Regions from separate parts of the Homo sapiens genome. Here region 1 is linked to region 2. Evidence: chromatin loops called from intact Hi-C (ENCODE). Cell type or tissue: MCF 10A. All regions are shown on one strand. Links, peaks and the distances in the headings refer to the core of each region. The heading gives the core; the rest is flanking DNA. Region 1 has its middle 41 kb from the start of HYCC1. Region 2 holds the start of IL6 (interleukin 6).

The links. Hi-C counts contacts between places; a loop is a spot of excess contacts. Peaks named below come from ENCODE experiments on the same cell type or tissue, not always from the same donor. Only the 100,000 strongest peaks of a DNase experiment are listed, where the experiment ranks them.
Region 1: it touches region 2 in a loop (9-fold over the local background); 53 of 110 quality-filtered maps call a loop at or near these places.

What each region holds. Positions count from the first base shown.
Region 1 is chr7:23,046,561-23,063,101 of GRCh38, reverse strand. No RefSeq gene overlaps it. Among named protein-coding and RNA genes, the nearest start is that of HYCC1, 41 kb to the right of the region's middle. In MCF 10A, for the core only: a CTCF peak has its summit at 7,307 (motif pointing right); a DNase peak (open chromatin) is centred at 7,311.
Region 2 is chr7:22,725,677-22,742,217 of GRCh38, reverse strand. IL6 (interleukin 6) reads right to left here and starts at 15,018. Exons shown (of 5, transcript NM_000600.5): 1 at 14,937-15,018; 2 at 14,584-14,774; 3 at 13,412-13,525; 4 at 12,558-12,704; 5 at 10,220-10,812. The coding sequence starts at 14,955. The coding sequence ends at 10,645. IL6-AS1 (IL6 antisense RNA 1) reads left to right here and starts at 14,598. Exons shown (of 2, transcript NR_131935.1): 1 at 14,598-14,650; 2 at 15,513-16,541. RefSeq lists an enhancer at 14,369-15,568 and a silencer at 15,554-15,603. In MCF 10A, for the core only: a CTCF peak has its summit at 9,285 (motif pointing right); a DNase peak (open chromatin) is centred at 10,727.

The sequences.
Region 1 (16,541 bases), core at 3,030-11,029, 320 kb before region 2:
GCAGGAGAATTGCGTGAACCCGGGAGGTGGAGGTTGCAGTGAACTGAGGTCGCACCATTGCACTCCAGCCCAGGCGACAGTGCGAGACTCCATCAAAAAAAAAAACAAAAAACAAAACAAAAAAAACTATTTCACTGCCTTCAGCAGATTTTGCCTTATAATTAATTCACCTTCATTGGGTCACATTCTCATCCTTAAATCAATGACTAGTAAAGGGAAATGAGAATACTGTGATTGGCTTAGACCAATTATGATTCATTCCCAGAGGCAGAATCTACCTTTCTCAGCATATTGCTGCCTGGTACTTGAACAAATTTGACAGTCTAATAGCAATGGAGGAGGAAGGAATGGCATTTGCACTCACAATGTCTGCTACAGAAGTCTGTGCCAAAGGCTCCTAACAGTGGAACTGCGTGGGCTGGGCTGCAGTGCTGAGTCACTGCGCCTATGTGTTGAAGATCCTCCTTAATAACAAATGCCTCTGTCATCCCTGCCCCAAGGCCTAATGCGAAAAGTTGGGTTAGAGTTTTTGACTTTTTTTTTTTTTTTGAGACGGAGTTTCACTCTTGTTACCCAAGCTGGAGTGCAATGGCGCTATCTCTGCTCACTGCAACCTCTGCCTCCCGGGTTCAAGCGATTCTCCTGCCTCAGCCTCCCGAGTAGCTGGGATTACAGGCATGAACCACCACGCCTGGCTACTTTTGTATTTTTAGTAGAGATGGGGTTTCTCCATGTTGGTCAGGCTGGTCTCAAACTCCCAACCTCAGGTCATCCACCCACCTCGGCCTCCCAAAGTGCTGGGATTACAGCTGTGAGCCACCATGCCCAGCCCGAGGTTTTGACTTTTTAATTGTGAGAAATAACTACCATTCTTTGGTACACGGTGTTTTAATATAAAGCATATTGTTGTTCCATATTATTTCTACTTTGCTTCAAGTATATTTGAAGAAAGAATAATATGTTATCTTTCATAGGACTAGAAACGTGAATACCTCCCTTTGAAAATAGCGCACAAATACATAACCAAAAATGGTAAGCACTCTTATCACCATGTTTTATGTTCTTGGTGTAATAATAACACAGTTATAATAATAATAATAATAATAATAATAATAATAATAATAATGATAGTGATATCTACCACTTGTTGAATGGTGCCAGCCACTGGGCTGAGAATATTTATACACACACACACACACACACACACACACACGTTTTTTTCCAGTTTTCATAATGCTTTTTTTTTTAACTTTTATTTTAGGTTTGTGGATATGTGTGAAAGTTTGTTCCATAGATAAATGTGTGTCATGGGGGTTTGTTATACTTATTATTTTGTCACCCAGGTATTAAGCTTAGTACCCAACAGTTACCTATTCTGCTCCTCCCCCTCCTCCCACCCCCCCCCCAAGCAGACCCCAGTGTCTGTTGTTCCGTTCTTTGTGTTCATAAGATATTATCATTTAGCTCCTACTTATAAATGAGAACAGGTGGTATTTGGTTTTCTGTTCCTGTGTTAGTTTGCTAAGATAATAGCCTCCAGTTCTGTCCATGGTCCTGCAAAAGACATGATCTCATTCTTTTTTTATGGCTGTGTAGTATTCCATGGTATATATGTACCACATTGTCTCTATCTAATCTGTCGTTGATGGGCATTTCGGTTGATTCTTTGCTGTTGTGAGTAGTGCTGCAATTCACACGCATGTGCCTTTACGGTAGAACGATTTATATTCCTCTGGGATATACCCAGTAATGGGACTGCTGGGTTGAATATACTTACATGTTTTTAAACCTGTATGCATCATGAATGAGATAGGATTGACTCTCTCCATTCTACAGATGGGAGAATTAAGAGAGAGCTGGCAAGAGCAGTGGCTCGTGCTGGTAATCCCAGCACTTTAGGAGACTGAGGCTGAAGGATTGCTTGAGGCCAGGAGTTTGAGACCAGCCTGGACAACACAGTAGGACCCCGCCTCTCTATATAAAAAAATAGCTAGAGAGCTAATAGAAGTTGCCCAGTTTTACACAGCTGGGAGCTGTACTTTGAATCCTGCTGACTCCAGGTGAGCCAACTGAATGACTGTGGTGTCCTGTTCTCACTAGGCTTATGATCTCACCTGCTACGGATGAAGAGCCACAAGGGAAAGGGGAATGGGAAGAGAGATGTTTGCTAATGGCTGAAATTGATAACCATGTGGGCAGAGTTCAAAATTCATTTATCAGAAGACAAATCTTAAGTTATAGTTTTAGAGAAGCATAACTGTATTGGCAAGGCTGCCTGAGGTTAAGTCCCAGCTTGACCACTTACTAGCTGCATAACCTTGGCCAAATTATTTCAGCTGTCCCTGCCTTAGTATCCTCATGTGTAAACTGGGAATAATAATAGTACCTCCATCACAGAGCTACTGTAAAGATGGAGTTAATGGATAAAGCACCTAAAACAATTGCTGACACTTAATGTGTCATTGAGAGGATGTGAAAATAATGTGAGCTTCAAGTCAGACGGGGTCGGGTTTTGAATGCTGACTCTGCTACTTGCCGTGTGACCTGGACAAAAATGTCAGGCTCTCTGTGTCTAATACATAGTTTGTGTTAATGAATGGGGTTTTAAAATATGGCCTGTTTTAATATTATGTCTGCAACACTGTCCCTTCCCCCATTATCATTTCCTCCTATTTTGGTAGGTGTCACTTTGGTACCAAGTGACTTATTAAAATCAAGTTGATGCTGTGTTGATATAGCAACTCAGACTCCCCATCTTCAAAGATAACTAGACCTCAGTTTAGGATCTCAAATAATATCTGGCCAAAGAATTGTCAAAAGTAAAACATTTAGTACTAAAAAGAAGTGGGAAACATTGGGAAAGGTGATGGCAGTTATCTACTAGGTATTTTATCCTCTGAATTTCTCAGCAAAGGAATATAGCCATCTGAATAGGAGGCAAAGGTATGTGACTATTTCCTGTTTCTACTGGTGCTTATGATAATTTGAAGCAAATGCACTGTTGCTGTAATGAATTTGGGCAATTTCCTGAGTGCCCTGCTTTTTCTTCTTCCAAAATTACTTCTCCTCCCTATCTTCAATAGGTATATCAGATTATATAATTTATTTAGGGCCCTGTTCTTAGCCAGATGCCATAAAAGAGAAACCTGACAAATGAATTCATCCAAAGGTGTTAGTAACCTCCATAACTGCAATTTATAATGACTGACCGAAAAGAACTGCAATTTACAAAATAAGATTTAAAAAATGCATTTCTTTTTTTTTTTCTTACAGACAGAGTCTCACTCTGTCACCCAGGCTGGAGTACAATGGTGTGATCTCAGCTCACTGCAACCTCCGCCTCCTGGGTTCAAGCAATTTTCCTGCCTCAGCCTCCCAAGTAGCTGGGATTACAGGTGCCCGCCACCATGCCCAGCTAATTTTTGTATTTTTAGTAGAGACGGGGTTTCACCACATTGGCCAGGCTGGTCTTGAACTCCTGACCTCAGGTGATCCACCCACCTCGGCCTCTCAAAGTGCTGGGCCTACAGCCATGAGCCACCATGCCCAGCCAAGAAATGCATTTCTAATAAGAGTTTAAGCTGGTAGAGATTTTAGGGGTTGGAGACTCACCCAAGGCCCCTTATAAGCTCACATTGTCTGCTCTCTTGGTCAGAAAGGTCCTGGAAGCCCTGGTGGATTTGGCTTTAGTATATGCACCAAGTTATACCCTGAGCAAGATAAGTACAAGGTAGGACTCTAATGAGGGGGCAAAGATTCACTTCCTTTGATTTTTTCTTTCTTTCTTTTCTTTTCTTTTCTTTTCTTTCTTTCTTTCTTTCTTTCTTTCTCTTTCTTTTTTCTTTCTTTCTTTCTCTTTCTTTCTTTTTTCTTTCTCTCTTTCTTTCTCTCTTTCTTTCTTTCTTTTTCTTTCTTTCTTTTTTCTTCACATAGGGCAGAGTCTTTTCCTTAGACACAAACCAAGCTCATTGAATTGCATCAGACAAAAACCATATATTTTAACCTGAATAATAGGAACAGTTATGGCTATAATCTTGTCCTATAATTATTATTATTTTTTCTGATGGCTAAGGTTAGACCTGCTCAGTAGTGCTCAGTAGTGAAAACAGGAAGTTGTTTTGTGAAATTTTTATTATCACAGACTTAAACTCCAAACAACTCAGACCAAAAGATAAACTGCTGTCCTGAAATTGCTCAAGCCATTGCCCAAATGTCCACTTCCCTTTGAGCTTTATAGAGATGGCCGAAAAATACTTTAGCATTGGTAGGCACTAGGGGTTCTGATGAGTACTTATAAGGATCACAATTTGCTAGGCTGCCATTCTGCTTTGGGATGAAATGGTAATCAATTTTAGAGCCTAAGACATTTTACAACTTAACTGACAAACCAAAAGCAATTTTCAGTTTTTCACCAGGATCTGGGGACTAGAATTCCCTACCACACTATTAAACATTTCTTGGCAGCGGCTCGTGGGATGTGCCTGTCAGCTCTTGGCAGAAGCTATAATAGAATCGTCCTTCTTCCCTCTATCACTCTAGCAATTCACAGTCGATTTACAGTACTTTCTGGGAAAGGCAATTCTCAGTCCTAAGGGACATCAAAATGAAAAGCACACCAAATGAAGTGTTTAATTTCATCAACCCGAGGATTAAGTAAAAAGTCATTTTCTCCTTTAGGCTCATAATAGAAAAATAGCCTTCTGTTAGAGAGACTTAATTATGTGAGCACTTATAAAATAAATTCCTGTCATAGATTATGTGTCATTTAAAATTGTAACAGAGAAAAGTGTTTAAATGTAAACTTGGTTGTTGATGAAAAGAGTCAAACTGTAAAATATTTTAAGAGACTTATTCTGAGCCAAATATGAGGGAGCATGGCCTATGACACAGCCCTCAGGAGGTCCTGAGTACACGTGCCCAAGGTGGTCGGGGTACAGCTTGGTTTTATATATTTTAGGGAGATTGAGACATCAATCAAATACATTTAAGAAATACATTGGTTTCATTCAGAAAGGTGGGACCACTCAAAGTGGGAGCTTCCAGGCTATAGGTAAATTTAAACTTTTTCTGGTTGACAATTGGTTGAGTTTATCTGAAGACATCGGATCAATAGAAAGAAAATGTTCAGGTTAAAGGATTGTGGAGACCAAGTTTTATTGTGCAGAGGAAGCTCTCAGATAGCAGACTTCAGAGAGAGCAGGTTGTAAAATGTTTCTTATCAGACTTAAAAGGGTCCCTGGCTCTTAGTTGATTTTCTCCTGGATCTGGGAAGGGAAGAAGGAAAACAAAGGGGAAAGGGGCTTCTCTATAGAATGTGGATTGTTCCCACAAGAGACTTTGCAGGGCAATTTCAAGATATGGCAAGGAAATATATTTTGGGGTTAAATATTTTGATCTTATTCCTTGTCTCATAGTGTTATGCCAGAGTCAGACTGGAAAGTAAGCCACGATATGCAGGGTTAAATAACACCCGTCTGATGAGAATTTACGGTTTGCAGGGCATAACTCCCCAGGCCCCTTAGGTAGGAATTTGGGCAAGATAAAAAATCAAAGCTTAGTCTTCATGGTCAATTCATCCTTTATGGACTGACATACATTTTTTAAAAAGTAACAAATAGATCCTAAAATATATTTCAAAAGAATAGAAGCTTATTTCTCTTTTAAATGAGTGGACTATGTTTTTTTTTGTTTGTTAATTTTGTTGTTTTTGTTGGTTTTTTTTTGAGATGGAACCTCGCTCTGTTGCCCAGGCTGGAGTGCAGTGGTGTGATCTTTGCTCACTGCAGCCTCCACCTCCTGGGTTCAAGTGATTCTCCTGCCTCAGCTTCTGGAGTAGCTGGGATTACAGGAACATACCACCACCCCCGGCTAATTTTTGTATGGACTATGTTTTAAAGCAGTTTTAGGTTTACAGAAAATTGATTGGAAGGTACAGAGAGTTCTTATATATCCCACTTTGCAGCCTCCCAGGCCCACTCCCCACCTTCCCCTTCTTTATGATTTCCACCACTATTCACATCTTTCATTTGTTACACGGTACATTTATTACAATTGATGAGCTGATATGGACACATTATTATTAACCAAAGTCCATAGTTTACATTAAGATTCACTCTTTGTGTTCTACGTCTACCAGCAAATGTATGACATGCCTCTACCATTACTATCATACAGAATAGTTTTACTGCCCTAAACATCCCTTGTGCTCCAAGTTATCATCTGTCCCTCTCCTCAAACCCCTGGCAACTACTGACCATTTTCTGTCTTCATTGTTTTACCTTTTCCAGAATGTCATATCATTGGAATCATACAGTATATAGCCTTTTCGGACTGGCTTCTTTCACTTAGCAATATGCATGTAAGGTTCATCCGTATATTTTCATGACTTGATGGCTTTTTTTTCATGTCATTGCTGAATAATGTTTCATCATATGGATGTGCCACAGTTTATGTATTCATTCACCTGTTGAAGGATACCATGGTTTCTTTTGGGGATTGGCAATTACGAATAAAGGTGATATAAACATTTGTCTGCAGAGTTTCCTGTGGATATAAGTTTTCAACTCATTTGAGTAAATACCAAAGAGCATGATCGCTCCATCATAGAGTAAGATGTTTAAAATTTTTTAAGACTTGCCAAACTGTCTTCCAAGGTGTCTGGACCATTTTGTATTCCTACCCAGCAGTGAATGAAAGTTCCTTTTGCTCCACCAAATCCTCACCAGCATTTGGTTATGTTAACATTTTGAATTTTAGCCATTCTAATAGGTATATAGTAGTTTCTTATTATTGTTTTATTGATTTTATGCATTTCAAAGTGTATTAAAACATATTTCTACCTCCTGTATCCAAGGTTCTTAACCTTGAGTTGAGAGATGGAATTCAGGACCTTCATGAAGTTGTGTATAAAATTGTGTGTGATTTTCTGGATAATGAGTGGAGCTTATTTTTATCATTAGAATTTAAAAGAGATTTATCACAAAGACAAAGTACCTTTGTTTTAGACCATTTTATTATTATTGTTTTAATTTAAATCACTTTTAACAGTATTGTTTCAATTTAGATTCTGTGCTGTTTGAAAAGTTAGGCCATAGGCAATTGCACTTATAATTATCCAACAGATTTCTGGGGAATCGTTAATGTAACAATCACAATATTAGACACTGGAGATACAGAGCTCAAGAAAATATGATATCTGTTCTTAGGAAATTCATACTCATGTAACTCCTGTTATCAGCCAATAATCAAAGAGGAAGAAGAAAGGCTGCCCTGTCATTCTGATTACTTCTGGGTGCTCAGTCCTGATTGTGCCAGTAGATGTCACTGTAGTGTAGGACAGCTAACCTGATCAGTTAACCTGAAGGCATGGAATTCAGAAATCTCTCTCTTTTTGGTGCATGATGTACATTTTAAAAAAGTAATGTAGATTTTTTTCTTACCGACACAGACACAGAGCTGACATGAGTATAAAATTGTAGTTATTTAAAAATTTAGAGGATATTTTGAAGCCTAACTAAAAATATTTCTGCAAAAGAATATGCATAGCCAACAATATTATAATTTAACATATAATGTTTTAAGCTGGCAATTTGAAACTTCTAAGCTTTCATCATGATTTTAAAGGTAATTGGAGGATTCACATTAAACAAAAAGCCCAACAACAACCATTACTTATATTTGTTAGCATCTGGCATTTCTCTTGTAAAACCCAAAGACAAATTGAATACTTCTAGTAAGAGTGAAAGATTTAAATTTTAGCCTCTATGACATATATGTTATTTCAGAGATTCTTCTATTCTGAAACAAGAAGAATTCTGTACAAGGAAAAGCTGAACTAAAAATCAAAAGTCTTGCTTTAATTTTTAAAGTGCTTATTCATTAATCAAATAAATTATGCTCATACCCAAGATTTTTTTTTCTTTTCTTTTCTTTTTAAACGAGATAGGGCCTTGCTCTGTTGCCGAAGCTGGAGTGCAGTAGTGCAATCATAGTGTTGCAGCCTCAATCTTCTGGGCTCATGCGATCCTCCTACCTCAGCCTCCTCAGTAGCTGGGACTATAGGCACATGCACAGGCACATGTCCAGCTAAATTTTAAAATTTCTGTAGAGATGAAGTTTTACTATGTTGCTCAGGCTGATCTCAAACTCCTGAGCTCAAGCAGTTCTCCCGATTTGGCCTCCTAAAGTGCTGGGATTACAGGTGTGAACCACTATGACCGGCTGAATTTTTTTTGAAATAAAAATTTGAGTAGCAGTTGTATAGACTCAGACTCAATTACATTTAATGTTTTTTTTTTTGTTTTTTTTTTGGCTAGTCTCAAACCATTAAGGACCAATGAGATAAACTAATATACATCATGCTGAGGTGTAGGAGTTTTTCTTTATGCTGAGGAGCTAATATTCTGGATCCAATCACCCAATGAGAATGTCTAGCTTACTTTTTAGCATCCATATCCCAAGGAGGGTTTGTCAATGCAAACTCCTTTTCATATACAAAATCACTCTGAAGAGGTCTTTTGTTTCTAAATGTTCACCAATTAAGTGGGTGGATATTTAAAAGCTGTCTAATTTGTACTGGGAAGGTTGGCATGGGAAGCTCATTTTATGAGCCAGCATTACCTTAATATTGAAACCAGACAAAATAATTACACGTAAAAAAACTACAGACTAATATCCCAAATAAACATAGACCCCAAAATTCTCAAGAAAATATTAGCAAATTAGATGCAGCAATAAATAAAAAGGATAATGCATCATAACTAAGTGGGATTAATTCTAGGAAGGCAAGGTGGCTCAATATTTAAATCTAAATTAACGTAATTCATTATGTCAATAGATAAAAGAAGAAAAATTATAGGATCATCCCAATAGATGCAGAAAAAGCACAACAAAATTCAATATTCTTTCATGATAAAAACTGTAAGAAAATATCCTCAACTTAACAAAGGACATTTATGAAAATCCTATGGCTGACATCATTCTTAATGGTTGTCTTAGTTTGGTCTGTGATATCGTTTGGTGTGTCCCCACCCAAATCAATCTCATCTTCAATTCCCATGTGTTGTGGGAGGGACCCAGTGGGAGGTAATTGAATCATGGGGACAGGTCTTTCTCATGCTGTTCTTGTGATAGCAAGTAGGTCTCATGAGATCTGATGGTATTATAAGGGGGAGTTTCCCTGCACAAGCTGTCTTTTTGCCTGGTACCATCCATGTAAGACGTGACTTGCTCCTTGCCGTCCACCATGATTGTGAGGCCTCCCCAGCCACACGGAACTGTAAGTCCATTAAACCTCTTTTTCTTTCCAGTCTCAGGTATGTCTTTATTAGCAGTGTGAAAATGGACTAATACAGTCTGCTGTGACAGAATACAGATTGAGTAGCTTAAACAATAGACATTTAGTTTTCACAGTCTGGAGTCCGAGAAGTCCAAGATCAAGGTCCCAGCAGATCTGGTGTCTGGCAAAGGCACTCTTCCTTCTTTGCAGATGGCTGTCTTCTCATTGAATTCTCACATGGCCAAGAGAATGGTGAAAGACTAAGTGCTTTCCCCTAAGCTCAAGAATAAGTGAAAATTGTCTACTCTTACCACTGCTATCACCTTACCAGAGGTCATAGACAGGGCAATAAGGAAAGAAAAAGAAAAGACAGAGATTTTAAATGAAGAAATAAAACTGTTGCTATTTATAGATGAGAATCTGTAACATAGGAAATCCCAAAAGAATATACAAAATGGCTACTGGAATTTATAAGGGAGTTTAGCCAGGTTGTGGGATACAAGCTCAATATTCATATATCAGTTGTATTTATATATATTCATAATAAAAAAAGGAAATTAAAATTTAAAAATCACTTTGCAGTAGCACTCAAATTATTAATTACTTAGGTATAAGTCTAACAAAATATGTGCAAACTTTATATGCTGAAAATTAAAATATTGATGATAGAATCACAATCTTTAAAGAAAGAAGTATCTGTGTTCATGGATTGGAAGACTCAATATTGTTAGGGTGCCAGTTATTCCCAAGTTGATTATAGATTCAGTGCAATCCTAATAAAAATTTTAGCAGATTTTTTCTTTTATAGAAGCCAGCAAACAACCGAGCACAGTGGCTCACACCTGTAATCCCAGCACTTTGGGAGGCCAAGGCCGGCAGATCGTGAGGTCAAGAGATCGAGAGAATACTGGCCAACAAGGTGAAACCCCGTCTCTACTAAAAATACAAAAATTAGCCAGGTGTGGTGGCACGTAGCTGTAGTCCCAGCTACTCAGGAGGCTGAGGCAGGAGAATCGCTTGAACTTGGGAGGCGGAGATGGCAGTGAGCCAAGATCACGCAACTGCACACTTCAGCCTGGTGACAGAGAGAGAATCCGTCTAAAAAAAAAAAAAAAAAAAAGAGAAACCAGCAAATATACCCTACGTTTATATGGGAAAGCAAACCGGCAAACATACCCTACATTTATATGGGAAAGCAAAAGATAGTCAAAAATTTTTGCAAAAGAAAAAAGTTGGAAGACTCAACACTGCTAACTAATTTCAAATCTTACAAGCCACAGTAATCAAGCCATTATGGTATTGATCAAAGGATAGAAACAGATGAATGGAGCACACGAGAGCAGGAGTTGTCAAATTATGGCCTCCAGGACTAATCTCACTGGCTGTTTCTGTAAATAATATTTTATTGAAATAAAATAATACTTCATTAAAATACAGCCATGCTCACTTATTTACATGTTGTCTATGGCTGCTGTTGTACTATAACGGTAGAATTGAGTAATTGTGACAGAGACTGTATGGCCTGCAAAGCCTAAAATCTTACTTATCTGTCGCTTTAGAGGAAAAGCTGGTGAACACTTCAAATAGAATCCAGACATAAAACAACATATACATGGTTAATTGAATTTTTTTTTTTTTTGAGACGGAGTTTCACTCTTGTCCAGGCTGGAGTACAGTGGCATGATCTTGGCTCATTGCAGCCTCTGCCTCCCGGGTTTAAGTGATTCTCCTGCGTCACCCTCCTGAGTAGCTGAGATTACAGGTGCATGCCACCATGCTGGCTAATTTTTGTATTTTTAGTAGAGACGGGGTTTCACCGTGTTGGTCAGGCTGGTCTCAAACTCCTGACCTCAGGTGGTCCACCCAACTTGGCCTCCCAAAGTGCTGGGATTACAGGCATGAGCCACCGTGCCCAGGCTGTTAATTGACTTTTGACAAACATACAGAGGTAATTTAATGTAGAAAGGATAGGCTTTTAAAAAATGCTGCTGCAACAATTAAACATATGTGTGTAAAAATACGAACCTCAATGCATACCTCACACTGTGAGGGCCTTTAGGCAGAATTATCTACTTCCTCCCTTAAACTTAACTCAAAATGGATCTGAAATCTAAGTGTAAAACCTAAAACTATAAAACTTCTAGAAGAAAACACATGTGAAAATCTTTCTGAGCTTGGGTTAGGCACAAATTTCTTAGCATCCAAAAAGCACAAATCAGGAAAAAAAAGTTGACAAATTGGAATTAATCAAAATTAGAAACATCCACTCTTCAAAGGACACTGTTAAGAAAAATGAAAGAGAAGACACAGTCTGAAAGAAATATTTGTAAAACACTGTATAATAAAATACTGATATCCTTAATATGTAAAGAACTCAATAATAAGAAAATGGGCAGGGCACAATGACTCACACCTGTAATCCCAGCACTTTGGGAAGCCGAGGTGGGCAGATCACTTGAGCTCAGGAGTTCCAGGCCAGCCTAGGCAACATGGCAAAACCCTGTCTCTGTTTAAAAAAATACAAAATTAGCTGGGTGTGATGACTCAGGCCTGTGGTCCCAGTTGAGGCAGGAGGATCGTTTGAGCCTGGGAGGTGGAGGTTGTAGTGAGCCGAGATGGCACTACTGCACTCTAGCCTGGGTGACAGAGTGAGACCTTGTCAAAAAAAGAAAGAGAAAGAAAGAAAAGAAAGAAAGAAAGAAAGAAAGAAAGAAAGAAAGAAAGAAAGAAAGAAAGAAGGAAGGAAGGAAGGAAGGAAAGAAAGAAGGAAAGAAAGAAAGAAAGGAGAGAGGGAGGGAGGGAAGGAAGGAGGAAAGGAAGGAAAAGAGAGTGAAAGTAAGCAAGAAAGAAAGAAAGGAGGGAGGGAAGGAGGGAGGGAAGGAAAGAGGGAAGGAAGGAAGGACAGACAGAAAAGAAAAGAAAAGGAAGCAGCCTGGGTGACAGAGTGAGACAAAAGAGAAAGAAAGAAAGGAAGGGAAGGAAGGAAAGAGGGAAGGAAAGATAGAAAAGAAAAGAAAAGAAAGCAGCCTGGGTGACAGAGTGAGACAAAAGAAAAGAGAAAGAAAAAAGAAGAAAGAAAGAAAGAAGGGAAGGGAAGGAAGGAAAGAGGGAAGGAAGGAAGGAAAGATAGAAAAGAAAAAGCAGCCTGGGTAGCAGAGTGAGACAAAAGAAAAGAGAAAGAAAAAAAGACAAGAAAGAAAGAAAGAAAGAAAAGAAGAGAAGAGAAGGCAGCCAAGCCCATTTAAAAAAATGGACAAAATATTTGAATATTTTATGAAATGCAGATGCCACATAAACAATGAAAAGATCATTAGTCATCAAAGAAATGAAAATTAAAACCACAAAGAGATATCACTACACATCCATTAGTGCTGATGGGTATGCTGTGCCAATGGAGCTCTCATACATTTTGGGGTGGAATGTAACACTGCAGTAACTTTGAAAAACAGTGTGACAATTTCTTATAAAGTTAAACGTATACTTATTAGATGACCCAACTCATCTTTTAGATTTTTACCCAAAAGAAACAAAAACATACACAAAGATCTACACATGAATATTTATAACAGTTTTCACCAAAAAACTGCAAACAACCTAAATGTTCATCAGCTTGTGAAGGGATAAACCAACTGTGGTACATCCATACTGTGTACAGGTAGATTCCACGTGATAGAATTTCATACAGAACAGTACTACTAAGTGATAAAAAGAACAAATTTCAAATACACCATGCTAACTGAAAGAAGGCAAATTTATAAAGCCATATGGGATATGTTTGAATTTATATGACACTCTGGAAAAGTTAAAACCACAGTGAGAGTCCTGGACTGGGGATTAACCACAGGGGACATGTGGGAACTTTCTGGCATGGTAGAAATGTTCTGTATTTTAATTGTGATGGTAATTGTGTACCTGGATGTGTTTGTCAGGATTCCTAAAATTATGGGTATGTCTAAAAAGGGTGAATTTCACTCTAGGAATTATATCTCAATAAACCTGACTTTAAAAAATGGCCAAATCAGGGAAAGATTCTGAGTAAAAGTAGAAAAGCTCCCTGACTTGTATTGGGAGCAAACCCAGAATTTGAGAAATAATTTAGGAGAAATCCAGAAGCCCATATAAACATTTTTATGTTCAAATATTTGTATCTATGAAGTCTCAGGGTATCTACCTTGTGAATATCAAGGGTCTATGGCAGACACAGTGAAACACAAGCATCTAATAAGAATCTATTTTCACATAGGAGATCTATGGGTATTTAAGGGAGGAAGTAGATAATTCTGCCTAAAGGCCCAGGCCAGTGCTAACAGAGGTAATGATATTACCTATAGAGTAGCTTCTTGGTGGATGAACAGAGGATTAAATTGAAGAGAAAATCATTCTAGACAGAAGGAACAATGTAAGGTCCTAAGATTTGAGGTAGTAAAGTGCATTCTAGGAAAGATAAGTTATTTTCGAAACATTGAAGCACAGTTATTCATTTTATTACTAACTTTTCTTATGCTTAATTTGTTTTCTTCATTCATTTCACATATTCTTGAGTGCCTACTTTGTGCCAGGTACTAGGTAAGGTTTAAGGAGGTAAAAATAAGCCTGAGAAATATGACAAGATCCCAACTCTACTAAAAAAAAAAAAAAAAAAGCCAAGTGTGATGGTACACCTGTAGTCCCCAGCTACTCAGGGGTCTGAGGCAGGAGGATTGCTTGAGCCTGAAAAATCAAGGCTGCAGTGAGTTATGATCACACCACTGCACTCTAGCCTGGGTGACATAGCGAGACCCTGTCTCAAAAACAACAACAAAAAATAAATAAATTAATAAATTTTAAGTAACTAAATATATAAGCCATTATTTCTGTTCTCAAGGAGATCATGGGCTAGTAGGGGAGTCCCAGCATGTGCATGCTTGTGTACACACAATAATGACTCTTGAGTATCATAAAATTTCTAAATAAGGTATTAGCATGCACATGCAAGTTGCTCAGAGAATAGAGGGTCTAACTCAATATAATGGTTGTGAGCAACTAGTGACAGGGAAAATTTCACAAAAGAAGGACATGTGAGCTGAGTCTTGAAGTATGAGTAAGTTTTGTCAAGTGCACAGGGGACAAACATCTCGCAGGACAGAGGGAATAGTGTACACAAAAGCATAGCAGCAGAAGAGAACACAGCACTTGGAGAAAATGACAGGTTGTTTAGCAATATGACTAGACGGCACAGGACAAGGTGCATATGAATGCACAAAGAGTAGACGTGATTTAGAAAAGTGGATAAAGGAAAATCATGAAGTGTTTATATGACACACTAAGGAATTTGGACTTCCATAGACGGTTGGGATCTACTGAAATATTTTACTCAGAGTAATGACATGATCAGATTTGCATGTTAAAATGGTCATTTTGCCAGCATTCTTGAATATGATTTGAGGAAGGAAGAGACTAGAGATAGGGAGACTAGTTTAATGATTGCTGCAGAAATTGAAATATGGCATGCTGGGCACCTGACCTGAGGCAGTGACCATGAAAGTATAGTTTAAGGGGGCCGAGTGCAGTGGCTCATGCCTATAATCTCAGCATTTTGGATCACTTGAGGTCAGGAGTTTGAGACCAGCCTGGCCAACATTGTGAAACCCCATCTCTACTAAAAATACAAAAATTAGCCAGGCACAGTGGCACATGCTGTAATCACAGCTGCTTGGGAGGCTGAGGCAGGAAAATCACTTGAACATGGGAGGCAGAGGTTGCAGTGAGCTGAGGTGGCACCACTGCACTCCAGCCTGGGCAACAGAGGGAGACACCATCTCAAAACATAACAAAACAAACAAACAAAGTAGAGTTTAAGGGACATTCTTAAGGGATATCTGAGACATGGAACTGATAGGCTTGGTAATCAATTCAAAGTGTATGGGAAGAGGCCTACTGAGGGGAATCCAGGGACTGAATATATCTACCAAAGTTCTGATTTGGGTAACTGGACGTTGATTATTACAGGAGAAGAGCTGTTATTACAGGAGAAAGAGCAGATTTTAAACACAGTTGGCTAATAAGAATCTATTTTTCACATAAGAGACCTAAAGCAGCACAAATTTAAATTAGAGAAAGATGTCAATTAAAAATATATTACAGATCTATGCTGGGTGCAGTGGCTCACTCCTCTAATCCCAGCACTTTGGGAGGCCAAGGCGGGTGGATCATCTGAGGTCAGGAATTCGAGACCAGCCTGGCCAACATGGTGAAACTCTGTCTCTATTAAAAATAAAAAATTTGAAGAATGAGGAGGAGGAGGAAGAAGAAAGAAGAAGGAGGAGGAGGAGGAAGAAGAAGAAGAAAGAAGAAGAAGAAACTACTACACTACTGCTACTACTGCGCTACCACCATATTTTTTCTGTCTAAATTTGAAAAGACATTTAGCCTCTCCCTCTCCCTCTCCCTCTCCCCCTCCCCCTCTCGTCTCCCTCTCCCCATGGTCTCCCTCTGATGCCAAGCCGAAGCTGGACTGTACTGCTGCCATCTCGGCTCACTGCAACCTCCCTGCCTGATTCTCCTGCCTCAGCCTGCCGAGTGCCTGCGATTGCAGGCGCGCACCACCACGCCTGACTGGTTTTCGTATTTTTTTGGTGGAGACGGGGTTTCACTGTGTTGGCTGGGCTGGTCTCCAGCTCCTAACCGCGAGTGATCCGCCAGCCTCGGCCTCCGGAGGTGCCGGGATTGCAGACGGGGTGTCTGGTTCACTCAGTGCTCAATGGTGCCCAGGCTGGAGTGCAGTGGCGTGATCTCGGCTCGCTACAACCTCCACCTCCCAGCCGCCTGCCTGGGCCTCCCAAAGTGCCGAGATTGCAGCCTCTGCCCAGCCGCCACCCCGTCTGGGAAGTGAGGAGCGTCTCTGCCTGGCCGCCCATCGTCTGGGATATGAGGAGCCTCTCTGCCTGGCTGCCCAGTCTGGAAAGTGAGGAGCGTCTCTGCCCGGCCGCCATCCCATCTAGGAAGTGAGGAGCGCCTCTTCCCGGCTGCCATCACATCTAGGAAGTGAGGAGCGTCTCTGCCCGGCCGCGCATCTTCTGAGATGTGGGGAGAGCCTTTGCCCCACTGCCCTGTCTGGGATGTGAGGAGCGCCTCTGCCCGGCCGCGACCCCGTCTGGGAGGTGAGGAGCGTCTCTGCCCAGCCGCCCTGTCTGAGAAGGGAGGAGACCCTCCGCCCGGCAGTTGCCCCGTCTGAGAAGTGAGGAGCCCCTCTGCCCGGCAGCCACCCCGTCTGGGAGGGAGGTGG
Region 2 (16,541 bases), core at 4,876-12,875:
CATCCCCTCAAGCATTTATCCATTGAGTTGCAAAGGATCCAATTACACTTTTTAAGTTATTTTAAAATGTACAATTATGTTATTATTACTATAGTCACCCTGTTGTGCTACCAAATAGTAATTCTTATTCATTCTTTCTATTTTTTTGTACCCATTAACCATCCTTTTCTGCCCCCATCCCCACAATACCCTTCCCAGCCTTCGATAACCATCCTTCTATTCTCTATGTTTATGAGTTCAATTGTTTTCATTTTTAGATCCCTCAAATAAATGGGAACATGTGATGTTTGCCTTTTTGTGCCTGGTTTATTTCACTTAACAATGATCTCCATTTCCATCCATGTTGCTGAAAATGACTGGATCTCATTCTTTTTTTATGGTTGTATAGTACTCCATTGTGTATATGTTTCACATTTTCTTTATCCATTCATGTGTTGATGGACACTCAGGTTGCTTCCAAATCTTAGCTATTGTGGATAGTGCTGCAGCAAACATAGGAATGCAGGTATCTCTTCGATATACTGATTTCCTTTCTTTTGGGTATATACCCAGCAGTAGGATTGCTGGATCCTATGGTAGCTCTACTTTTAGTTGTTTGAGGAACTTCCAAACTGTTTGTTCTCCATAGTGGTTGTACTAATTTACATTCCCACCAACAGCATACAACAGTTCCCTTTTCTCTACATTCTCGCCAGCATTTGTTATTGTCTGTCTTTTGCATATAAGCAGTTTTGACTGGGGTGAGACAATTTCTCTGATGATCAGTGATGTTGAGCACCTTTTCATATACCTGTTTGCCATTTGTATGCCTTCTTTTGAGAAATGTCTATTCAAATCTTTTGCCCATATTTTGATCGATTTATTAGATTTTTTTTTCCTACAGGGTTGTTTGAGCTCCTTGTATATTCTTATTACTAATTCCTTGTCAGATGGGTAGTTGGCAGATATTTTCTCCCATTCTGTGGGTTGTCTCTTCACTTTGTTGATTGTATCCTTTGCCACGCGGAAGCTTTTTAACTTGACGTGATCCCATTTGTCCATTTTTGCTTCGGTTGCCTGTGCTGGTGGGGTATTGCTCAAGAAATTTTGCCCAGACCAATATCCTGGAGTTTTCCTCCAATGTTTTCTTGTAGTAGTTTCACAGTTTGAGGTCTTAGATTTAAATCTTTAGTCCATTTTGATTTGATTTTTTTTTATATGGTGAGAGATAGGGGTCTAGTTCCATTCTTCTGCATATGGATGTCCAGTTTTCCAAACACCACTTACTGAAGAGACTGTCTTTTCCCCCAGTGTATGTTCTTGGCACCTTTGTCAAAATTGAGTTCACTATAGGTGTGTGGGTTTGTTTCTGAGTTTTCTATTCTGTTCCATTGGTCTATGTGTCTGTTTTTATGCCAGTACCATGTTCTTTTGGTTACTACAGCTCTGTAGTATAATTTAAAGTCAGGTAATGTGATTCCTCCAGTTTTGTTCTTTTTTCTTAGGATAGCTTTGGCTAGTCTAGGTCTTTCATGGTTCCATATAAATTTTAGGATTTTTTTTCTATTCTGCTTCTGTGAAGAATGTCATTGGTATTTTGATAAGGATTGCATTGAATCTGTAGATTGCTTTGGGTATTATGGATATTTTAACAATACTAATTCTTCCAGTCTATGAACATAGAATATTTTTCCATTTTTTGGTGTTCTCTTCAATTTCTTTCATCAGTATTTTATAATTTTCATTACAGAGATCTTTCACTTCTTTGGTTAAGTTAATTTCTAGGTATTTAATTTTATATGTGACTATCGTAAATGGGATTACTTTTTTAAATTTCTTTTTCACATTGTTCCCTGTTGGAATATAGAAATGCTGCTAATTTTTGTATGTTGATTTTGTATCCTGCAACTTTATTGAATTTGTTTATTAGTTCTAATAGCTTTTTGTGTGTAGAGTCTTTAAGTTTTACCATAGATAAGATCATATCTTCTGCAAACAAGGATAATCTAACTTCTTCCTTTTCAGGAATGCCCTTCATAACTTGGATGCCCTTCATAACTTTCTTTTGTCTGATTGCTCTAGCTAGGACTTTCAGAACTATGCTAAATAACAGTGGTGGCAGTGGGCATCCTTGTCATGTTCCAGATCTCAGAGGAAATGCATTCTGTTTCTCCCCATTCAGTATGATATTAGCTGTGGGTCTGTCATATATGGCTTTTATTATGCTTGGGTATGTTTCTTCTGTCCTCATTTTTTTAAGAGTTTTTATCACGAAGGAATGTTGAATTTTATCAAATGCTTTTTCAGCATTAAGTGAAATGATCCTGTGGTTTTTATCCTTCATTCTGTTGATAGGATGTATCATGTTGATTAATCTACATATGTTGATCCATCCTTGCATCCCAGGGATAAATCCCATTTGGTCATGAGGAATGACCTTTCTAACGTATTGTTGAATTAGAATGCTAGTATTTTTGCTAGTATTTTTTGAGGATTTTTGCATCAACATTCATCAGAGATATTGGCCTGTAGTTTTCTTTTTTGATGTGTCTTTGCCTGGTTTTGGTATCAGGGTAATACGGGCTTTGTAGAATGAATTTGAAAGTATTTTTTCCTCCTGTATTTTTTGGAATAGTATGAGTAGGATTGGTATTAGTTCTTTTCTAAATGTTTCATAGAATTCAGCGGTGAAGCCATTAGATCTTTGGCTTTTCTTTACTGGGTGACTTTTTATTACAGCTTCAATCTCATTACTTGTTACTAATCTGTTCAGGTTTTCAATTTATTACTGGTTCAGTCTTGGTAGGTTGTATGTATCTCAGTATTTGTCCATTTCCTCTAGATTTTTCAATTTACTGGCTTACAGTTAGTTATAGTAGCCACAAATGATCCTTTGAATTTCTGCAGTATCAGTTGTAATGTCTCCTTTTTTATTTCTGATTTTATTTATTTGGATCTCTCTTTTTCCTTAGTTTGGTTAAAGGTTTGTCAATTTTGTTTAACTTTTTTTTTTTTAACTTTTTGTTTCATTGATCTTTTTTTTAATTTTAATTTCATTTATTTCTGTTCTGATCTTTATTTGTTTTGATATAAATTTTGAGTTTGGTTTGCTCTTGCTTTTTTAGTTCTTTAAGATACATCATTAGATTGTTTATTTGAAGTTTTTCCTCTTTTGTGATGTAGGCACTTATAGCTATAAACTTCACTCTTAGTACTGCTTTTGCTGTATCCCATGGGTTTGGGTATGTTGTGTTTCCATTATCACTAAATTTTTCAATTCCCTTCTTAATGTCTTCATTGACCCACTGGTCATTCAGGAGCATATTGTTTAATTTCTATGTGTTTGTATAGTTTCCAAAATTCCTCTAGTTATTACTTTCTAGTTTTATTCCATTGTGGTCAGAGAAGATGCTTGATATTATTTCAATTTTTAAAAAATATTTTAAGACTTGTTTTCTGACCTAACATATGGTCTATCCTTGAGAACGATCCATGTACTGAGGAAAATGTGTTTTCTGCAGCTCTTGGATAAAATGTTCTGTAAATATCTGTTAGATACATTTGGTCAATAGTGCAGATTAAATCTGATGTTTCTTTATTGATTTTCTGTCTGGAAGATCTGCCCAATGCTGAAAGTGGGGTATTGATGTTTCCAGCTATTATTGTATTAGGACCTATCTCTCTCTTTAGCTCTAATAATATTTCCTTTATATATCTGGGTGCTCCAGTGTTGGGTGCATATATATTTAAAATTGTTATATCTTTTTGTCAAATATATCATTTTATCATTAATAGTGACCTTCTTTGTCTCGTCTTATGGTTTTTGTCTTGAAGTCTATTTTGTCTGATATAACAACTCTTGCTTTTTTTGTTTCCATTGGCATGGAATATCTTTTTCCACTCCTTTATTTTCAGTCTATGTGTGTCTTTATAGATGAAGTGTGTTTCTTGCAGGCAATGGATCAATGGCTTTTTTTCATCCATTCAGCCAGTCTGTGTCTGAAGATTGAAGAGTTTAGTTCATTTACATTCAACGTTATTATTGATAAGTAAGGACTTACTACTGCCATTTTGTTATTTGTTTTCTGGTTGTTTTGTGGTCTTCTCTTCCTTCTTTCTTTCATTCCTGTCTGCCTCTAGTAAAGATAATTTTCTCTGGTGATATGATTTAGTTTCTTGCTTCTTATTTTTTGGGTATCAATTGTATGTTTTTTGGTTTGAGGTTACCATGAGGCTTGCAAATACTATCTTATAATCCATTATTTTAACGTGGTAACAACAACACTATTTGCATAAACAAACAAACAAGCAAAAAGAAAACTAATAAAAACTCTTAACTTTGTCCCCCAGCTTTTTAACTTTTTAAGAGTGGTTTACATATAGCAGTTACAGTGTTATCACATTCTGTGTTTATCTATGCACTTACTATTACCAGTAAGTTTTATACCTTCAGGTGATTATTTATTGCTCATTAATGTCCTTTTCTTTCTGACTGTAGTACTCCATTTAGCATTTCTTGTAGGACAGATCGGTTATTTATGAAATCCCTCAGCTTTTGTTTGTCTGAAAAAGTCTATTTCTTCTATATGTTTGAAGGATATTTTTGCTGGATATACTATTCTAGGGTGAAAGGTTTTTGTTTTGTTTTGTTTTTCCAGCACTTTAAATATGTCATGCCACTCTCTCCTGGCCTGTAAGGTTTCCACTGAATAGTCTGCTGCTAGATGTCTTGGAGTGCCATTGTATGCTATTTACTTGTTTTTTCTTGCTGCTTTTAGGGTCCTTTCTTTATTCTTTACCTTTGGGAGTTGGATTATGAAATGCCTTGAGGTAGGCTTTTTTTGGGTTAAATCTGCTTGGTGTTCTATAATCTTCTTGTGCTTGGATATTAATATCTTTCTCTATGTTTGAGAAGTTCTCTGTTATTTTCCCTCTGAATAAGCTTTCTACCCCATCTCTTTCTCTACCTCCTCTTTAAGTCCAATAACTCTTAAACTTACCCATTTGAGGCTGTTTTCTAGATCCCATAGTTGTGCTTCATAGTTTTTTATTCTTTTTCTTTTGTCTCCTCTGACTATGTATTTTCAAATAGCTTGTCTTCAAGTTCACTAATTCTTTCTTCTGCTTGATCAATTCTGCTATTAAAGGACTCTGATGCATTCTTCATTATGCCAATTGCATTTTTCAGCTCCATAACTTCTGCTTGATTTCTCAAAATTATTTCAATCTCTTTGCTAAGTTTGTCTGACAAAATTCTGAATTCCTTCTCTGTGTATCTTGAATTCTTTGACTTTCCTCAAATAGCTATTTTGAATTCTCTGTCTGAAAGGTCACATATCTCTGTTTCTCTAGGATTGGTTTCTGGTGACTTATTTAGTTCATCTGGTGTGGTCACGTTTTCCTGGATAGTGTTGATGCTAGTAGATGTTCTTTGATGTCTGGGCATTGAAGAGTTAGATATTTATTGTAGTCTTCATTGTCTGGGCTTATTTGTAGCTATCCTTCTTGGGAAGGATTTCCAGGTATTTGAAAGGATTTGGGTGTTGTAATCTAAGCTGTTTCTTCTTTAGGGGGCACCTCCCACCCAGGAATGCTGTGGTTCTTGCAGATTCATAGAGGTACTGCCTTGATAGCCTTAGACAGGATCTGAGAGAATTCTCTGGATTACCAGGCAGAGCCTCTTGTTCTCCTCTTTTACTTTCTCCCAAACATACATACAGAATCTCTCTTTCTGTTCTGAGCCACCTAAAGCTGGGGGTGAAATGACACAAGCACCCATGTGGCCACCACCACTGTGACTGCACTGGGTCACACCTGAAGCCAGCACAGCACTGGGTCTTACCCGAGGCCTGCTGTAACCACTCTCTGGCTACTGCCTATGTTTGCTGAAGGCCCTGGGGCTCAATAATCAGCAGATGGCAAAGCCAGCCAGGCCTGTGTCCTTTCTTTCAGGGTGATGAGGTCCCCAGGGTAGGTCCAGAAGTGCCATCTGGGAGTTAGGGACCAGAGTAAAAAACTTAGAAGTCTACCTTGTAGTCTATTGTCTTGTGACTGAGCAGACACTCAACCCACAAGATGCAGTCCTTCCCACTCTTCCCTCCCCTTTTCAGAAGCAGAGAACCCTCACCCTGTAGCTACTGCCCACCCTGCTCCCCAGTGGCCTTAAGAAGTGCTACCAGACCACCATGGATGTTCCCTTAAGGCCTTAGGTCTTTTAAGTCAGCTTGTGGTGAATGCTGCCTGGCCTGAGACTCACCCTTCAGGGCAATAGGCCTCTCTCTGGCACAGGGCAGGTCCAGAAATGCCACTCATGAGTCAAAGCTTGGAATCAGGGACCCCAAGATCCCACCTGGTGCTCTACCCCCTTGTGGTGGTGTTGGTACCTAAGGTGCAACAAGATACAGCCCCGTTTACTTTTCCCTCTGCTTTTCCCAAGCAGGAGGAGTTTTGCCCCATAGCCACCATAGGTGGTAATGTGCTGAATCTCACCTGAAGCCAGCAAGTCTCAGAGGCTCACCTAAGGCCCTCGATGTAGTACCTGGGGATCGCTACTGGTTATTCAGGGCCCAAGGGCTTTTCAGTTAGCATGTGATGAATGCTGCCAGGACTGGGTCCTTTCATTCAAGGCAGTGGGTTCCCTTCTAGTCTAGGATGTGTCTAGAAATGTTGTCTTGGAGCTTGGGTCTGGAATACGGGCCTTATGACTCTGACTAGTGCCCTATCCTGCTGTAGCTGAGCTGGTATCCAAGAGGTAAGGCCAAGTCCTCCCCACTCTTCTGTCTTCTCTCCTCAAGCAGAAAGAAAAAGTCTCTTTTGAAGCTATGACTTGTGCAGCCTAGGATTAGGAGAGGGGTGAAGCCAATACTCCCTTGGCTGCCTCAGCTGGTATCTCGGTATGTCACATGTCCCCTCAGTCCACTAGGTCTCCGGGCCTTGTTGAGCCCTAGTACTTGCCTAAGAGTTGCAGTCCTTATGGCCTAGACTGCCTTTCAAGTTTGGCCCTCAGTGGAGAGTTTTGCGGCTACTCAAGTTTGGACTGCTGGGGATTGACAATTCCTCTTGGGCTAGGGATGGTTTAAATGCTCCCTCTGTGAGTGGACATCAGCTAAGTTTAGTCTGGTTTTCCTTTCTCCTCTAACAGGACAGTACTGAGTTCAGTGCCCCACAATTGATGTGTTCTCCTTCTCCCAGCACCCAGAGACATTCTCCGCACCACACCACTGCTGCTGTGGATAGGGGAGGGGTAGCATTGTGATTCAGGACTGTTTTTTAATTTCTTCAGTGCCTGTTTCAGTGATATGAAGTTAAAACCAGGTACTATGTGTGCTCACCTGAGTTCTGATTCTTATGAAGGTGTTTTTTGTTTGTTTGTTTTTCTGTGCAGATAGTTGTTAACTTTGTATCCTTGCCAGGGGGTCCATTGGTGGAGCTTTCTATTCTGCCATCTTGCTCTGCCTCTTACCCACTTTCTTTTTCTTCCTTTTCTTTCCTCTCACCTCTTCATTCCTTCCCTCTCTAGACACTCCCCTCTGGCAATGTATGCTTATCTAATTATACTCTTGCTTTAAAAATCCCAGAGGCTGATCTTTAAACAAACGAGGCAAGGAGCCCCCATTGCAGAATCCTCCTGGTTAGAAGGAATCATGAACAATGAATCCATCATCTAGCTGAAGTTAAGATGATCCCAAACAGACCTCCGGACAGGCGGTTACCTGAGATAGCCATCAGAACAAGACACACAGACCCTACACCACGCACCACTCCCACGTATCTCCCATACCAAGTTTCTCTTTAAAAACTACTGTGATAAATTTTAAAATTCAAGATGGTACTTTAAAATACTAGCTCACCATCTTCTTGGTTTACTGGCTTTCTGATGAACTGGCTTTTCCTCCCACCAACCTTGTCTCTCATGTCTGGCTTTCGAGTGGTGAGCAGCCAAACCAGGGTTCACTTAGATTATCCGTGCCTCTAGTATGGGTTCTCAGCACAGCCCACATTTCTTTTTGGAAACCTTATCACATTTATAGTCTTTATTTAATGTCTATTTTCCCTTCCATAGTGTGCTACACAAGAGGGCAGGGATCATGTCTACCCTTTCACCTCTTTCTCAGGAGCTTTCCCTGACTTATCTATGAAACTCAACCCATTTTTGTTTGAAGAATGAAAGCATCAGTTGATCGCAATTTCTCTTTGTTCTTTGACTTGACCCTAGTTTTGGGAAGCCCACTTGTGATGCGTGGTTTCTAGAAATCAGAGTATGTGGCTCTTTTCTGGCTCAGCTCCTCTCGGTTTTTGACCTCTGTGGACTTTCCCTTACCCAGAAGAACTCCTCCCCTGGAGGAAGAAGTCTGTAGCGGGTAGAATGGGGAAAAGCTTTATAAGGAGACAGAACTTTTATATTGCAGGGGTTAGAAAGGGGAAATCTGCACCAAATTCCCAGTGTCGTGTTGAGATGGATAAACGAGGCCATGTTAAGTTGTCCAGATTGCCTCTCTCACTACCACTTTAGGTCGGGGAGGGGAGAGGGCAGATGAAGATTATTGCCAGTGGCAAAGGAAATGGAGGTAGGTGTACATGCACTGGCTATTCATTGCCTTCTCTGGAAGTCCTTTGAGTGTTTCTTTCTAATTCTTGCTATTTTTCCTGAAGATGAAGATACATAAACACACAGAATTAGTGATTTCCCCTACCACTATATGCCTACAAGAATTGAGGTGTCTTCTTATCTTTCTTATCTTTGATCATCTATATTTTCTTTTGTTCAAAAAATATTTACTGGGGCCTTCATTGGTCAGGTTTGGGGCCATGGGCACAGGATGCAAAGATTAATATAGGAAAGAGTCTTTTTTTAAAAAAATTATTTATTTATTTATATTATTATTATTATTTTTTGAGACAGAATCTCCCTCTGTTGCCCAGGATGGAGTGCAGCCCCAGGCTCTACCTCCCAGGCTCAAGCGATTATCATGTCTCAGCTTCCTGAGTAGCTGGGATTATAGGTGCGCCACCACGCCCAGCTAATTTTTGTATTTTTAGTAGAGACGGGGTTTTGCCATGTTGGCCAGGCTGGTCTTCTGACCTCAAGTGATCCTCCCGCCTCAGCCTCCCAAAGTGCTGGGATTATAGGCGTGAGCCACTGCGCCCAGCTCGTCTTTTTTTCCCCCCTGAAATTAGTTTTAGGTCATGAAAGGAGTCTGCTTTATTGAGGCATCCACATGCTGGCTGAGAAGAAAAAAACCATTGATTTTAAGGTGTGGTACAATGTGGTAGATGCTTTGACAGGTAGATAGGTGCAGTGCTTTAGGAACCCAGAAGAGGGAGGCAGAACTTCTAGTTATTGTTTGGAAGCTTGTACATTGTTATGCTTTATACAGTGGTTGTATAGTCCCAAAGACTTTGATTGCATGTTTATAGGTATTCCCTATATTAACATGTTTTGGGATTTTCTACATCATCCCTCAGTTCCTGGGTAGGCAGTGGGACCTACAGGTTAAGAGTAGGGGACCTGTAGGTAGGTAGACTTGGATTTCAAATCTGGGTCCCTGCCTGACCTTCCAGCTGGGTGACTTAGATAAATTACTTAGTCTTCCACAACCAGAAAGGAGTGTGCAAGTGCTGGGGTTAAATGACGTGATGGATGCAACACATTTAATGATGCCTGGCATGTAGTAGGTGCTTATATGTATATATATATGTGTGTGTGTACATATATAGTATATATATATATCGTATACATACATATATAGTATATATACAGTATATAGTATATATAGTATATAGTATATATAAATATATAGTATATATAGTATATATGCATATATACTATGTATGCATATATAGTATATATATACTATATATATACATACACAGTATATATACTATATATACTATATATATACATACATAGTATATATACTATATATACTATATATACTATATATACACATACATAGTATATATACTATATATACTATATATATACATACATAGTATATATACTATATATACTATATATATACATTCATAATATATATGTGTATATATAGTATATATGTGTATATATAGTATATATGTATTATATATAGTGTATATATGTATTATATATAGTATATATATTTATTATATATAGTATATATATGTATTATATATAGTGATTGATTAGCTTTTTTTGGTCGTGGTGGTGGCAGTGACAAGAAACTTGTTTATATTAAGCTTCACGTGACACACTCAAAGTTGCTGAATTTTTTAAAATGCCATTTATTGGTATAAAAACCATTTATACATTATATAAATACAATATAAATATTTCTTTAAAAATATGTATAAGTTAGCCATTTATTTGAGGTAAGCCTACACTTTCCAAGAAATGATCTGGCTCTGAAACAAAGGATATTCAAACTGCATAGCCACTTTCCATTATTATTTCAAAACTAATACATAAAATGTTTCAAGTGGTACTTCTTAAAAATATAAATATGACTTACATAAATTAACTCAGCTTCACATATTTAAATATTAATAAATTAAAAATAATTAAAATAGTGTCCTAACGCTCATACTTTTAGTTCTCCATAGAGAACAACATAAGTTCTGTGCCCAGTGGACAGGTTTCTGACCAGAAGAAGGAATGCCCATTAACAACAACAATCTGAGGTGCCCATGCTACATTTGCCGAAGAGCCCTCAGGCTGGACTGCAGGAACTCCTTAAAGCTGCGCAGAATGAGATGAGTTGTCATGTCCTGCAGCCACTGGTTCTGTGCCTGCAGCTTCGTCAGCAGGCTGGCATTTGTGGTTGGGTCAGGGGTGGTTATTGCATCTAGATTCTTTGCCTGAAGGAAAATGAAAGTAAAAAGGATTGTTTAAATGTTGAATAAATCCTTTGCAGTGGAGGGATGCTCTGGGCTATGGGATGATGTTCAAATGTGAAATGTGGGGTGAATGAGATTAACTGGGGTGCCTGCTCTGAGTAGGACCCTTCCATAGCAACAAACTTCTTTTTTTTTTTTTTGAGTCAAGGTCTCGTTCTGTCACCCAGGCTGGAGTGCAGTGGTGCACAGCAACCTCTGCCTCCTGGGTTCAAGTGATTCATGTGCCTCAGCCTCCTGAGTAGCTGGGTTACAGGTGTATGCCACCATGCCTGGCTAACTTTTTTGTATTTTTAAGTAGAGATGGGGTTTTACCATGTTGACCAGGCTGGTCTTAAACTCCTGGCCTCAAATGATCCACCCACCTCAGCCTCCCATAGCGCTGGGATTATATCAGCACTGTGCCTGGCTCACAGCAACCAACTTCTAATCATCCCTTTGCTGTTCTGTCTCCCATTAGACCACAAGCATCCTGAGGGAAGCACCACTATCATTTTTGTTTGTTTGGTTTTGGTTTTTTGTAGAGATGGGGTCTTGCTATGTTATCCAGGCTGGTCTTGAACTCCTGGCCTTAGGAGTTCAAGGAGTTCTCACCTTAGGCTCCCAAAGTTTAGGGAATACAGGCATGAGCCACCAAGCCTGACCAGCATCACTATCTTATTTGTTTGTATTCTGTCATATGAAATAATGCCTGGCACATAGTTCATATTTAGTATATGAATGAAGAGCCCATACTTAAAGGCATTTTAATATGGGTTCTTCAGTGGCCTCTAAATCTGATACTTTTCTCCAGTTTCCCTCTCACCATCCCTTTAGGATCTGTTGAAAGACCACTGATCCGGTGGTGTAAAGAGGACTGGGAAACACCTTTCCATAGACCCACCATATGGGATAAGTAACTTGTGGAAGGCCTTAAACCTCCAAGTGTGGTCCTGGAATTCTGCAGCATCACCAGGGATATAAGCCTGGTAGAAATTTGACCCTCAAACCCACCCGAGGCTTGCTAAGTCAGACTCCACACCACAAGAAGATGCCCAGGGAATTCCCATGCATGTTAACATATGAGAAACCCTGGCTTAAGTAGAAATGGCAGAGGCAGGATCAGCACCAAGGGTTTCATTCTAGGCCCCTTCTTATTGAGCTTTGGCTCCTCCACATGCTAGCCAGCAAGTCTACTCCCTGCTGTCTGAATAGCCAGCTACTGGTGGCCAAAGCCTTTGGTACCTCTTTCCACCCTTGAGTCTCTGACCATTTCTCTGAACTAACTCTCTGGTAAAAGGTAGGAAAAAGAATTGAAACAACCACAGTGAGAAGAATGTCACTTGGCAATGACTAAAATCTTAAAATCATTTTGTGCTCCTTGGTCTTTGTTTCTGTGGATCACTGGCTGGAGTTGGATGCACTTTTTTCTGCCCGCCCCCCCGCCTTTGGTTTTAAATCTCTTGCACTATTAAAAATTGATGTTAAAATCCACCTCAGTTAATATATAGTTTAAAATACAGTTATTGATGTCCTTTGCAGAAGAGAGCCAACCAACCAAACAAACAAAAAAAGATTTAACAATAACAATCAGAAACTATTTCTCAGACTCTTTTGTTTACGTGTAGCCTTCTCTTTTGGAAGTGGCATTGCATCCCTGAGTTGTCCAGGACACTGTCTTTGAGCCTGTCTTCCCCCACACCAAGTTGAGGGAATGAGGACACACCCACCTTTTTCTGCAGGAACTGGATCAGGACTTTTGTACTCATCTGCACAGCTCTGGCTTGTTCCTCACTACTCTCAAATCTGTTCTGGAGGTACTCTAGGTATACCTCAAACTCCAAAAGACCAGTGATGATTTTCACCAGGCAAGTCTCCTAAGAGGAAAGATGGTGGGAAAATTGGTTATCGCCAGGAGATAGAATCAATTTGAAAAGTTAAAATTGCCACAGTTCGACATCTTTTCCCTCTGCTCCTCTAGAGAACTTCAAGTACCTCTTAGGCAGCATGTTTTGGGACATTGGACAGCACCATTTTAAATAACTGGACAATCAGAGGCCCCATGTAATTAGTTTTATCCAAAGCCCAACAGATGCTAGAATGTGGCAATGGGGATCCTTCTCTGATTGTCCCCCTTGATGTTCTTCCTGCACTCTTGCCCTTGTTAATGCTGGGCTGGAACCTCCTTTTATAAAATAATCAGAAGACAGTGCAGGTTATCTCACTGTGGAGAATGAGCTGGGCAGGGAGGGAGGGCAGACCTGGACCCTGCCAGGGGCAGCCAGAGAGGGAAAAGGCCCTGAGAGTACCTTTCCCAGGATGAACTAATTAAACCTGTGGGAGTTTTAAACATTTGACAGTTGTTAAAATCTCACCACAGTGGCACCATCTCTGGCCATACCTGTCCAAGAATAAACTGCCTTTAAAAAAGCTTGAAGTTGGCCTCCTCATGAAATTTACATAACATTCTTTACATTTACCCACTTTTTGTTGCTGCCTGGATCTATATGTATACAGGCACTGCATGCAAGAGGGAGAAGTTTTGCCTAAGGAATAGTGAAAAGTGAGTGCGACAAGTTGGTACCTCATTGAATCCAGATTGGAAGCATCCATCTTTTTCAGCCATCTTTGGAAGGTTCAGGTTGTTTTCTGCCAGTGCCTCTTTGCTGCTTTCACACATGTTACTCTTGTTACATGTCTGGGAAAGAATACCAGAATTGTTATCACCTAAGTGTCCCTAAAACAAACACCACTAGAGGGCCTTTTCATTGTTCAACCACAGCCAGGAAAGTCTCTAAGAAAAATGAAGCTACAACTCATTGGCATCCTGGCAAGCAAATTCCAGTGGAGTGGGGGCACACTTGGGTTCAGTTCCAAGCTCACCTGTGACTTTAGGTGTGTTACTTAATCCTGAGTCTCAGTTTCCTTATCTCCAAAAACCTTCCTTGCAAATTTGTTTTGAAGATTAGACACAATATTTATTTAAAGTGCCTGGCACACAGTAGATACTTAATAACAGCAATTTTGACAATAATTAGGAGAATATAATTCAAGCCATAGAATGTTCCAGCAGGAAGGATCTATGAGATCACCTAGTCCACGCCCAATTTTACTGATGGAGTCCAGAGGTGGTAGGGAATTTACCCAAGATCACAAGGCTGGTTTGGCAGAACCAGAATTCGAGTGTGGGCTCCCAATCTCCCCTCCTGTGTTCTTTTCTTTCTACCAAACAGGACCAAAATACCTTGCATTGAAAGTGGGGAGATGCTTTAACCTATTTATGATTTGCCACTTTGGTGGGCTCTGAGGTATGAATCTTAGCTGGAATGGCTTTGAGGAATCCTAGCCATTGAGTTTACATAACCAAAAAGTACTGCAACTGCTCTGAGAAGCTGAACATGCCTTTCAGGTGGCACTTTTCTAGTCCTTCCAAAGCCCGGGGGACAAAAAGGAGCTTCACAGACCTAATTTTTTGGAAAGGGAAAAGGAAGCCCTGAGAAGCAATAACCCTCAGCTCATGCCAAAGGTGGGCATGGATTTCAGACCCATTCTGCATTTTCCAGAAAGGAAAGGAACTTCCTGACACCAGCAAAGGATAAATACAGAAGTCAGTCTAGTCGGCCCCGTTGGCCTCAAATCTACAGTGCTCTAGAACCCAGCAAAGACCTCCTAATGCAGGCAGCCCCCGGCCACACGCAGGGGCAAGGGGAACGCATGCGCACCGGGCCCTTCAACCCCATCGCCAAGCCTACCCACCTCCTTTCTCAGGGCTGAGATGCCGTCGAGGATGTACCGAATTTGTTTGTCAATTCGTTCTGAAGAGGTGAGTGGCTGTCTGTGTGGGGCGGCTACATCTTTGGAATCTTCTCCTGGGGGTACTGGGGCAGGGAAGGCAGCAGGCAACACCAGGAGCAGCCCCAGGGAGAAGGCAACTGGACCGAAGGCGCCTGTGCCGGAGGGGAGCGAGCGCAGGGGTGAGCTGACAGCACAGCTGGGAGCCTGCCTCTGCTGCTGGCCGCCCGCCAGCCCTCCCTGGGCCACACACCCCTCCCTCACACAGGGCTCGACCGCCGCTGGCAGTTCCAGGGCTAAGGATTTCCTGCACTTACTTGTGGAGAAGGAGTTCATAGCTGGGCTCCTGGAGGGGAGATAGAGCTTCTCTTTCGTTCCCGGTGGGCTCGAGGGCAGAATGAGCCTCAGACATCTCCAGTCCTATATTTATTGGGGGTTGAGACTCTAATATTGAGACTCATGGGAAAATCCCACATTTGATAAATCTTTGTTGGAGGGTGAGGGTGGGGCCAGAGCGGGTGGGGCTGATTGGAAACCTTATTAAGATTGTGCAATGTGACGTCCTTTAGCATGGCAAGACACAACTAGGGGGAAAAGTGCAGCTTAGGTCGTCATTGAGGCTAGCGCTAAGAAGCAGAACCACTCTTCCTTTACTTTCTTTTTTTCTTTTATTAGTGACTCAGCACTTTGGCATGTCTTGACAAAGAGTAAAGCTGAAGTCATGCACGAAGTTTTACAAAGAGAAAAAAAATAAGCTAAAGCTATGTTTTTTGAAAAAAAAAAAATTTTTTTTCAGTGACCAGATTAACAGGCTAGAATTTAGCGTTCCAGTTAATTTGTATTTGTAAAAACCAAAGATGTTCTGAACTGAGTTTCCTCTGACTCCATCGCAGCCCCCCAAGCCTGGGATTATGAAGAAGGTAATACTACCAGTCATCTGAGTTCTTCTGTGTTCTGGCTCTCCCTGTGAGCGGCTGTTGTAGAACTGCCTGGCCATCCTCAAATTTCGTGCAGTTACTTCAAGGCGTCTCCAGGTGGAGTGTGTGACTCCTTTTTGCCACCGCGTGGCTTCTGCCACTTTCTTCACCTGCTTCAGCCCACTTAGAGGAGGTTGGCTGCTGCCCTGCCCTCTCCCAAGTGACCCCTTGGGAATCCTCCCAGTGAGGACTTTGCTCTCTGTGCCAGAGGTTTGCCTTGTGCTGCCAGTGCTCTCCCCATTGCCACTGAGTCTCTTCACCACTGTTTCACTGGGGCACCTGCATGGGCCCCAGGTCTCCTGGAGCCCTGAAATTACTGAAGCCCACTTGGTTCAGGGCAGAAAGGGGGAGAATACTACTCACCTCTTTGTTGGGGATGTCAAAGGAGGACCTTGTGGCATCTTGCAGAGTTTGTGTTTATCGCTCCCTCTCCCTGTAAGTCTTGATTTGAAATCAAAAGAAGCTAGAAGGAAACTACGGACGCAGGCACGGCTCTAGGCTCTGAATCTGCTTCCGCGTCGGCACCCAAGAATTTCTTATTGGGTCAAGCTGGTTCAGAAGCCCTCTTCCCTCAGGATGGTGTCTCTTGCAGGAGGATCCTTGGTCTCATGCAAATGGGCTCTAGACTAGGTTGTCCCTCCAGTCTCCAGAGACCCAGACAGCTCTGAGATGGCTTCAGGCTGAAACCAGACCCTTGCACAACACCAAAACACTTATTTACCAAACATGGTGTTACCTTCACAATCGGTTTCTTTGCTTTGCTAAGAAGAGATCTCTTCAAGATCGATAAAACAGTGACCTCTGTTGGGCATTTACTCAAGTTTTGTTTCGTGCATAACATTTCAGGACCCGCCTGTTGGGGAAAGTGAGGTCATCCATTCTTCACCGATTGTCTAAACAGAGACGGTGGTCCTCTGCCGCGGTGGGATTCTTTGGTGTGAAAAT